Linked DNA regions of Homo sapiens: region 1 is linked to region 2. A link is a contact called in ENCODE Hi-C or POLR2A ChIA-PET data. All regions are on one chromosome and are shown on one strand. The core of a region is the stretch at or near the end of the contact, and the rest is flanking DNA. Distances in the headings are between cores, read along the strand shown.

Region 1 (4,799 bases), core at 2,092-4,591, 130 kb after region 2:
ATGAATATGAGCCCTTGCCAAGTGTGCTTTATAAGATTTACATAGAATAACGCCAACATTTTTCTTTTTCTTATTTTTAATTAAGGAGGAGGTGTTGTACTCTAAGGAAGCTATCTGGATGCTGCTGGCTGAAATACAGATTTGATCTCCTCGTGCTGGTTAGCTAACATCGATTTTCTGCCCCAGTGGAAGAGATTTCACTCTGATGCATGCCATTTAAATTCATTTTACACAGCTGCTTAATGTGGTTTGGCAAGGCACAGTCAAACTAGCTTTGTGGGTCTAAAGAGGCCTCTGGAGTTGGTAAAAGGACAGATCCTATGGATTAGCTGCAGATGATGAATGCTTGCTTCCTCCGACTGTTATCTTCCTACTGACTCATGAATTGACCTTGAAGGTACCACAAGAAAGTAAGAAAGAGGAAAAGCCAATTTCCCAAGAATAACCATGTTTACCTCATTCTATATTTGTTATTTCACTTTGGGGATGATGTTTACAGGATTCTATATTTGTTGGTCCACATTTAGGGCCATGTTTACAGACTTTAGAACTCTCGATTCCAAAATTATCATTTGTTCTGTCTAAATAAATGTAAACTGAATATAAAACTACTAAAAAGCTCTGTCAGGCATTCATAACCAGTAGTGAAAGCATAGTTCTATAAGTTTACTGTTTAAACAAAGCTAGGTGATAGTTCCCTGTTTGATTTTAACCAAAGATGGGGCATGTCTCTACTAAAACTAACTACCAAACATGATTAAGTCTGCCCAGGATGATAGCAATAATTATTTTTTTTAGCAATTCACTCAATAGTAATAGACTTTAAGAGCATTTACTAACCTAAACATGGTGACAGAACCTGATATTACACAGTTTTGTAGTAGGAAAGAAGAGATACTTTTTGTTGCTGTATGTAATTCCTGTGTTGAAATTGAGAATAATATGGCAACACTGTGTTTAGACAGAAAATTATCTGTTGGATTATTTTGTTGTATTTTCCTGGTGACTTCAATATTCTGATACTCGCTGGAGAAAAAATAATAGAAGTTTTTGGCACAGACATTTGCTTGGTGGTGATATAATGAAACTCCTCCTAAGTCCTATGAATAGCCTGTCAGCTCAACTGCAGTGAGTCTCTTGTCAAATGAGATGCTGTGCTCTTAATTTGGGGGTGGGTATGGCAGCCGCTCACTGTAGCAGCAGGAGTGATAATATAGTCATGAGAACAGCGCTGCACAACACAGGTTCCTAGACAAAACAATGACAACAATGGGGGAAATGACGCCAGAGGTGGTGACATCATGTCTTCGACACAGATCAAAGTTTCTATTTCCCTCTCAGGCATGAAGGAAAGCAGCCATGCCGAAAGCCATGCACAGACAGGGCCTGAGGACGCATGCGGGTTTCCACCGAACGGCCACAGTACTGTTAATACGAAAGGAAAACGAAACAAACACACCAACAAAAATGGACAGAAGGACAACCCCCTTGGAGATGGATTTTCTGTTAGGTGTTTCGCTTTCTTGGTTTGGGTGTTCCTTTCGCGGCCAGACGGCACGATCGTTAACAGTTTCAGAGAAAACGCCCAGGTCCCGCAGCAAGTCGGGGTGTGTTGCTACCTACCCGTACTGGTCAGGCTGGTGCACCATGGGAGCCTGAGAGTTGCCATAGTTGGGGTGCTGGGAAGAAAACATGGGGCGTCCGCCAGCCCCAGACTGGCTGGGATAAGCAGGCGACCTAATGTATGGTGGCCTAAAGTGGAACAGAAGAACAGCTTCTTGGGATTTGTTCTGATGCACAAGCATGAGCCCTGTATATCTGTCACCCCCACACATAGGTGCGGGGCTTACAGACCATGGAGGCAAGTTGAATACCCTGCATCCTGCCGCTGCCTGAGGGGTGGGGGGTACAGAAAATGCCTCCAACGAAAGGGTGGGGACAGGCAGAGAAAAGTAATATTCTCAATTCTAATCTCCATTTACCATTTTAAAGTATAGCTTTGACTTTGGTAAAAGCAAACAAGAAGATATACAGCCCCCATTTAAACTCCTGGTGAGCTAAAATGGGCAGTAAGTTGAAGGCAAGGCTTTGGAATGGTCTACGCATTAGAAACGGAAAATGGCAATGCATGGATGTGTATTTATATATTGATTGCTACAGGATGACATAAACACTGACTCAGAGAGGGGGCACGCGTAGCTTTGTAACCACACAAAATCAGGCCTGGCTCTCTGTGGCTATCTTCTGAGGTCCCTCCAAAGGCTGCGTGCCAAATGCAATCAAATACTTTCTACTTAAAAAAAGAAAATAACTTGCGCTTTATGAGTTGCAACAATGGACAATTCATTTAAACTTGAATTAGAACTTCAATTTCAACAGCCAAACCAGTTTTCACAGACAGGTTTACAAAAATATTCCCTAAAGCCTGTGTAGGTTCGGCAGAGGGCTAGACTGCTGGAGTTCAGAAGATTTTAAGTAATTGTAATGTGGAGACAGAAAGAAAGATAATGATTGATTTTCATTTTATTTCCTCAAGGGAAATTTATTATTATTTGGAAAAAACAATAAGACTGGAGGGGTCCCACATTCCCCAGATAGCAGCTTCAGAGGAAAAGTAACAAAAGACACATTTAAAAACACACGCACACACATGCACACACGCACACACACCTTAGCTTTTGCTTCCCTTTGACAAAAATCGGAATCTTCTACTTTGCTTCTGAAGATATCATTAAGATACACATCTTTCAAAGTATGTTGCTTTAAAACATATTTACATGTGCTTTTAAAACATATTCACCTTTGCCTTATAAATTTTTAATTATGTTATTTTTATCCAGGTCAAGTATTTACTTCAAAATTAATTTTTAAGTCGGGATTAAAAATGAGTAAGTAATTGTAGCTAAAGCCTTTTATCAACTCAAACTTTCTAAAATATTATATTTGCTTTTTAAACCACATTTTGGTTTGGACAGATAGATATGCCTGGAAAAATAAAATATAACATAAGAATGTCAAGTATATAAATCTCACACATATACATTTAGACAAACACACAATACACGTATGTATACATACGAAGTTTGTATTTTAGGAAGATTCTTGTGGTAGGGTGAAAAAAAGGTGGGGAGTGTGTTCCTTTTGAATGTTTTAGATTTTAAATCGTTCCTAAGCGTATTTCCTGCTTAAAAGTCACTGCTTCAATTGGTACCACGCAGACACTTCCCTGTGCAACCAGATCTGGTTTGCTGCTGCAATGACTATTCACAGGCATTTCAAATCACCTCCCACGACTGATGTGCTCACCGCTCACATTCCTTCCTCATGTATCATAAAACATGGTTTGTCACTTAGTTCTCTGACCTCGATGCTACAGAATATATTTAACACAAAAAGAACGGCCAAGCACAGTGACATTCTACTGCTCTGTGTGACCCCAGGGAACAATGCAGCTATGTGCGCAGTCACGTGGTCACGGGTAGACACACAGCGTACCTGCCCGGGGCGTGCTCCTGGGTGGCGTACCTGCTTTGTGCTGAGTTCGCAGCAGCCTGCATCACTGCTGCGGCTGCCTCCTGTGCCTTACGGTTCACAGTTGGCATTGGCGGCCCCATTCCTGGCCCTCCCTGCTGAGACATGCCAGGAGAACTGGGGGTCATGCTGCTCATATTTCCAGGAAATGGTCTGTTCTGCATCCCAGCTGATGGCATTCGTCCCAGGGGCACAGCACCACATGGCTGGCTTGGCCCTTGTCCATGCATCTGGTTGTTGGCACTGATACCCATACCGGGCCCTGGGCCGCTGTAGCTTGCACTGGGCACCCCACTATACGCTGGGGGTCTGGAGTAGTTACCTAAACAAAAAGCAAACACAAAGTAAAGCCTTTTATTTAAACTTGTGACAACATTCACTGGAAATACTTTTTGTCCAACAATGCGATCAGCACGGAGTATTAGTCATGACCGTTATAGGCCCTTCCTGTTGCTGCTGGTGCAGCTGCCAGTCTCAAACATGCTCTCTCTGCACACTCCCAGGCCCTCAGAGAGTGACTCAAATACAGACAGCCCCAGAGGACCACTGCACTGATGAAGAGAAATTCAGGCTGGTCATAAAAAGAAACAAACAAAAAAACAAAAAACAAACCCTATGAATAGGCAAGGGACACCGAGTGCTGCCTCAATCCATTCAACACCACATATTCTTATATTTTAACCAAAATGGTGAGCACCACTCTTGAGATCACACCACTAGATCACTGCTACCTTCAACAGTCATGTGAAAGGGCTCAAAAAGACAACGTGTAAGACGACATGCACATATGGTCAAAATCATCCTTTAAAACCCCACAGGAAGGTGTCACGCGGGAACCTGACATGAGCCCCAGTTTTCCTCTAAGTTGGGAATAATATTTTTCTTTCTTTCTTTCTTTTTTTGCTTGAGTACCAGATCGAGCAGCTGGTTTGTGCTGGCTGCCACATCTCGGAAAACTGTCCCAGCACAAGCACGGCACACGGCAGCAGGAGAGCTGGCGGGCAGGGTCAAAGGCGAGGGTGAGGGCGGGCGGGCAGGGTCGGAGGCGGAGGTGAGGGACGGAGGGCAGGGTCGGAGAAGGGGGTGAGGGCTGGCGGGCAGGGCCGGAGGCGGGGGTGGGGGACGGCGGGCAGGGCCGGAGGCGGAGGTGAGGGACGGAGGGCAGGGCCGGAGGCGGAGGTGAGGGACGGAGGGCAGGGTCGGAGGCGGAGGTGAGGGACGGAGGGCAGGGTCGGAGGCGGGGGTGAGGGACGGAGGGCAGGGTCGGA
Region 2 (4,397 bases), core at 1,793-4,292:
GGGACTAGCTTGACTGGGAGGCTGGGAAATGTGGAGTCACTTCTGGCTGGAGGAAAACAGTTGGAGTATTTATGCGCTCGAATGGAGATTCCATGTCATTCCTTATTGTCTGCCATGAGTGGGACCAGAGGAGAGAAGGGCTTCCCTGCTGGTTGGAGTGCAGAAGAGGGAAATGGAGGCTCTTCTGTTGTGGGTTTAACTCTAAAGAGAGTTCCGGTTCTGGCTGAACGGAGATCCCTGAGCTTCCCAGGTTAGAACAAAGGAAGTTTCTTATCTCGGAGGGGGGGAAAAGACACCATGAGAGAGAGCCCAGTGCATGCCTTTATTTCAGTCCTTTATTTTTTGAAATCTTACTCTGTGAGATTAGTTTGTCATTTAAGGCTATTGGTATGTAGCAATTGTAATAGAGAACTCTACATTGTTCAAAAGAAGCAGTACACACACACACACACACACACACTCCCCTCTCCGTGCAGCCCCTGCACCCCCTCTTTCTCAACTCTCCCACAGCCAGCCTGGCCCTGCTCCTGGCCTGCGAGACCCCTGGGTCTCTTCCCCACCCCCATCCTTTCTGGACACTTTCCGCCTTATTCTTCCGGCAGCTATCTTGCTTATTTACCAGGGTCGTGTCTCCTTAGAAGGTCACATCCCCTGGTCCTGCCAGAGCGTGGCGCCTGTGGCCAAGGGGCACCCTCCCCAAGCTCACCTCCTCAAGACAGGCCCAGACTCTCCACATCTTCTGAGCCACATGAGCAAAGCACCTGCCATTTATAGAGGCACCGAGTCCTAACTGCAGGTCATATTTTCAGAGAACAGCCCTATTGATGAGTCTAGGAAACTAAACTCAAAAAGTGACGGCAAAAGTCATAGTTCCAGAAAGGTTGGCATGTGGCATTATTCCACTGCAGACAGTGACATCCAACCCACTTAGGTAGACAGATGCACCTTTTCGTGTGCGGCCATCATGGGGCACTGGAATTTTAAACCTTTATAATCTACTTTCCCCATTTTCCCTCAGTGAACATGGCTTGCTCTTCTAACTAAAGAAAGTGAAGGAGGGATATTTGTGGCATGTTTGTTTTTTGAGAATAAAATAATCGTTGCCTACAATACATGGGTTGATCTAAAACCCCAAGCAGTCCCCAGGCCCCCTCCCTCCCTGGGGAGTGGAAGTGCTTGGAATCCTCCTTGCTGGGACTCAGGGCTGGGCTCTTGCCTTCTAGGGCCACTCCGGTGAGGTGAGATCATGACAACTTTCAAGGTTCTCTCTGCCTTGGGAGTGAAGCCCTGTGGACTTTGCACGCCCACCTGGAACAGGCCTGCTGTATGTGGAACTGTGTCCCCACAAAAGGTATGTTAAAGTCCAAACCCCTGGTGTTGAAGATTTCAGTGTTGAAGCCTTCTTTGAAAATCAGGCCTTTCCATTTTCAGCAAGTTAAAATGAAGCTATGTATGTATACACACACACTTTATTTATTTTATTTTTATTTATTTATTTTGAGAGGGGGACGCTGTCTCACTCTATCACCCAGGCTGGAGTACAGTGGCGCGATCTCAGCTCACTGCAATCTCCGCCTCCTAGGTTCAAGCGATTCTCCTGTCTCAGCCTCCTGAGTGACTGGGATTACAGGCACCCGCCACCAGCCTAATTTTTCGTACTTTTAGTAGAGATGGGGTTTCATCATGTTGGCTAGGCTAGTCACAAACTCCTGACCTCAGGTGATCCGCCTGCCTTGGACTCCCAAAGTGCCGGGATTACAGGAGGTTTTTTTTGTTTTGTTTTGTTTTAAACGGAGTCTCACTTGGTCGCTCAGGCAGGAGTGCAGTGGCGCGATCTCGGCTCACTGAAACCTCCGCCTCCCAGGTTCAAGCGATTCTCCTGTCTCAGCCTCCTGAGTAGCTGGGATTACAAGCGCCCGCCACCACCCCTGGCTAATTTTTGCATTTTGGGTAGAGATGGGGTTTCACCATGTTGGCCAGGCTGGTCTCGAACTCCTGACCTCAGGTGATTCGCCCTTCTTGGCCTCCCAAAGTGTTGGGATTGCAGGCGTGAGCCACAGCGCCCGTCCAAAATGAAGCTAAATTTGATGAGAGTGGGCTCTACTCCAAGACCACTGTTGTCCTTGTAAAAGGAGAAAAGACAGACACAGGGACACAGGGCCATGTGGCCACAGAGGCAGAGACTGGAGTGACGGGAGACAAGCCCCGAACACTGAGGACCCTGTACCCCAGAGGCCAAGAGAAAGGCATGGAACAGATTCTCTCCCCCAGCCTTCGGGGACCTTGACTCTGGACTTCCGGCCTCCAGAACCGCGTCTGTTGCTTGAAGCCTCCGGGTCTTCGCGGTGCAGAGAAGCGCCAGGCCTCCAGGGCCTCGCCTCCCGCCGCCCGCGCCCGGCCCCGGGTCCTCCCTCGGAAGCCGCCTGTCTGTCTGCCGCCGAGTCCCACCGGGCTTCGGCCGGCACTGCCCGTTTACCCTCCGTCCCTCCCATCCCTCCCGGCTCCTAGAGGAGCTGGGTCCGCGTCTAGCTCCTCGGCCCTCCCCGCGCGCTCGGCACCGCGCACGGCCCACGCTGGACAGATGTCCCCGGCCCTCTCCCCGGACGCCCCCAAGGCCCCTGCCTTCCAGGCCGAGCCTCCGCTGCCGCCGCTTCCCCGCGCTCTGCAGTCCCCGCGGCGCTCCCGGGGCCGCCGCTCGGCCGTGGTGCTCGCTTCGCCCAGCAGAGGGCGGCCGAGGCGCGGGCCTAGGCGGGGCTGTCGCCGCCTGTACGGGGCGGGCGGAGCGGGGCGCGGGCGACCTGACAGCGAGGCCCGGCGGCGCGTCCCCACAGCGGCCTCCCGCCCCGTCCGGGACCGGGGCTGCGGGGATGACCCCTAGCTGGAGGCCTTGGCTGCCTTTTGCTCTTTTGTTTTCTGTCTGGTCCCCTGGAACCGGGGCCACTGGAGGCTCCCGGAAACGCGCAGGCGACATCTCCCCGACCGTCCTCATCAGAAGCCCACGGAGCCCGTCCCGCCCACGCGTCCTGAAGGCGTGGCTGCGGGTGCCGTGGTCCCCAGGTCCCGCGTCTGGCCGCGCCCACCTGGCATCTCCCTGGACGCCCCCAGGCGCAGAGACTGAGCCTCCTCCCGGCTGCAGCGTCGGTCCCCGGGCGTGGCCGCCGTTCCCTGTCCCCCGCGCGTGCTCCCAGGAGAGTTCAGTCCTCAGCGCCCGCAGCTGCACCCTCTCGGAGCCCCTCATTTACCCACCTGTATCCCACTCCCGACCCCGGAACTCTCAGCACCCAGGGGCCGCCCTCTGCATGGTGGCTGCCAAAACCCAAAAACCAGAAGTGGGCTTTTCCTAGTGCCTTTTTGAGATCTAAGTGGTGTTTCTGGCGGTTTGGGTTTTAAGGTGCCATTTTCTGTCTACTTTCTTTACTTTCTCGAATGACTTTTTCTTGTTATAAGTAACTACATGTTCAAGGTCAAAAAATGAGAAAACATAAGCAAAAAAGGCACCTGAAATCCCAGCTTCCATCAATAACTATAGGAATATTTTGGTGTCTGCTGCCACATTTTCCCCTCTGCGTGTGGGTGTGTGTACGGTGATATGTTATTTTTCCAAAATAGGGATCCCTCCCATCCACCTCGGCAATCTGCTTTTCCACAGAGCAAGGCAGTGAGAACGTCTCTCTGTGAACCACAGTGAAGACGCACCCAGCAGGGTATAGGAGCTGGGCCCGCTGGGAGGGCGAGTGTGGGCGGGGCATAGCCGGCAAACCCAGCCCACCCGAGGCCTGGCCAGGGGAGGGCCCTCCCTGTGAGCCTCCTGGGGGCCCATGGGCCCTGTTACCTACGTCGCCTTGGTTGGTGAGGTCTCATCCCTGGCTGCAGCTGCCGGGCTTCAGGGTGTCCTTTTAAAGAGCACCTCGAAGAAGAAAATCCCATCCTTTCCTCTAGTCCCGGAAGAGTCCATCTGCAGTTGAAACAACTCTGCCCTTTGTAGAGTGGCTCTTTCTTGTGTGGATTTAAATACAAGGAATACAAAACAAATTCATATTGACCCCAAGGAGCCCCATTCCTCCCTCCGCCTCCGGACAACTAGGGTGCCTCCAGATCAGCAGTTCTCAATGAGAGGCTGGGGGGAGGGGGTTGGTGGGTGGAGTTTTGCCTCTCTTCCCCCAGGGGACGTCTCTGGTATTGCCTAGAGACACTAAGAGGGTGCTACTGGCACCTCGTGGGTAGAGGCCAGGATGCTGCTAAGCATTCTGCCATGCACAGCACAGGTCCCCACGAAAAAAGAATTCACTGCTGAAAATGTCGGTAGTGCCCAGATTGAGAAATCCTGTCCAGATGTTTCTCGACACTCTTCCAGGGGTCCAGGAGCCCAGGAGTCCCGAAGCCTAGGTCTGCCTACA

The links. Hi-C counts contacts between places; a loop is a spot of excess contacts on that map. ChIA-PET counts read pairs that join two places held with the same protein, here RNA polymerase II (POLR2A). Pooled maps may share reads with other maps.
Region 1: a map of ascending aorta shows a loop between it and region 2 (4-fold over the local background). The contact joins two enhancer-like sites. A Hi-C loop is called at or near these places in 7 of 168 maps with a recorded cell type or tissue (CD4-positive, alpha-beta memory T cell, HCT116, ascending aorta and 3 more), 1 of 37 single-sample maps with no recorded cell type and 11 of 50 pooled maps. POLR2A ChIA-PET finds 5 or more read pairs at or near these places in 2 of 52 experiments (activated CD8-positive, alpha-beta T cell and activated CD8-positive, alpha-beta memory T cell).

What each region holds. Positions count from the first base shown.
Region 1 is chr6:157,147,678-157,152,476 of GRCh38, reverse strand. It overlaps ARID1B (AT-rich interaction domain 1B), which reads right to left. Exons shown (of 20, transcript NM_001374828.1): 8 at 3,526-3,853. Among named protein-coding and RNA genes, the nearest start is that of TMEM242, 170 kb to the left of the region's middle. RefSeq lists an enhancer at 1,671-2,171. Within about 2 kb of position 3,341, at least 24 of the 41 ENCODE cell types and tissues checked have a DNase peak (open chromatin) inside an H3K27ac peak, as active enhancers do; they include HCT116, ascending aorta, heart right ventricle and 1 more, where a contact is called at or near this core.
Region 2 is chr6:157,273,201-157,277,597 of GRCh38, reverse strand. No RefSeq gene overlaps it. Among named protein-coding and RNA genes, the nearest start is that of TMEM242, 48 kb to the left of the region's middle. RefSeq lists silencers at 2,403-2,962, 3,163-3,252, 3,683-3,842 and enhancers at 2,637-3,468, 3,469-4,301. Within about 2 kb of position 3,042, at least 32 of the 41 ENCODE cell types and tissues checked have a DNase peak (open chromatin) inside an H3K27ac peak, as active enhancers do; they include HCT116, ascending aorta, heart right ventricle and 1 more, where a contact is called at or near this core.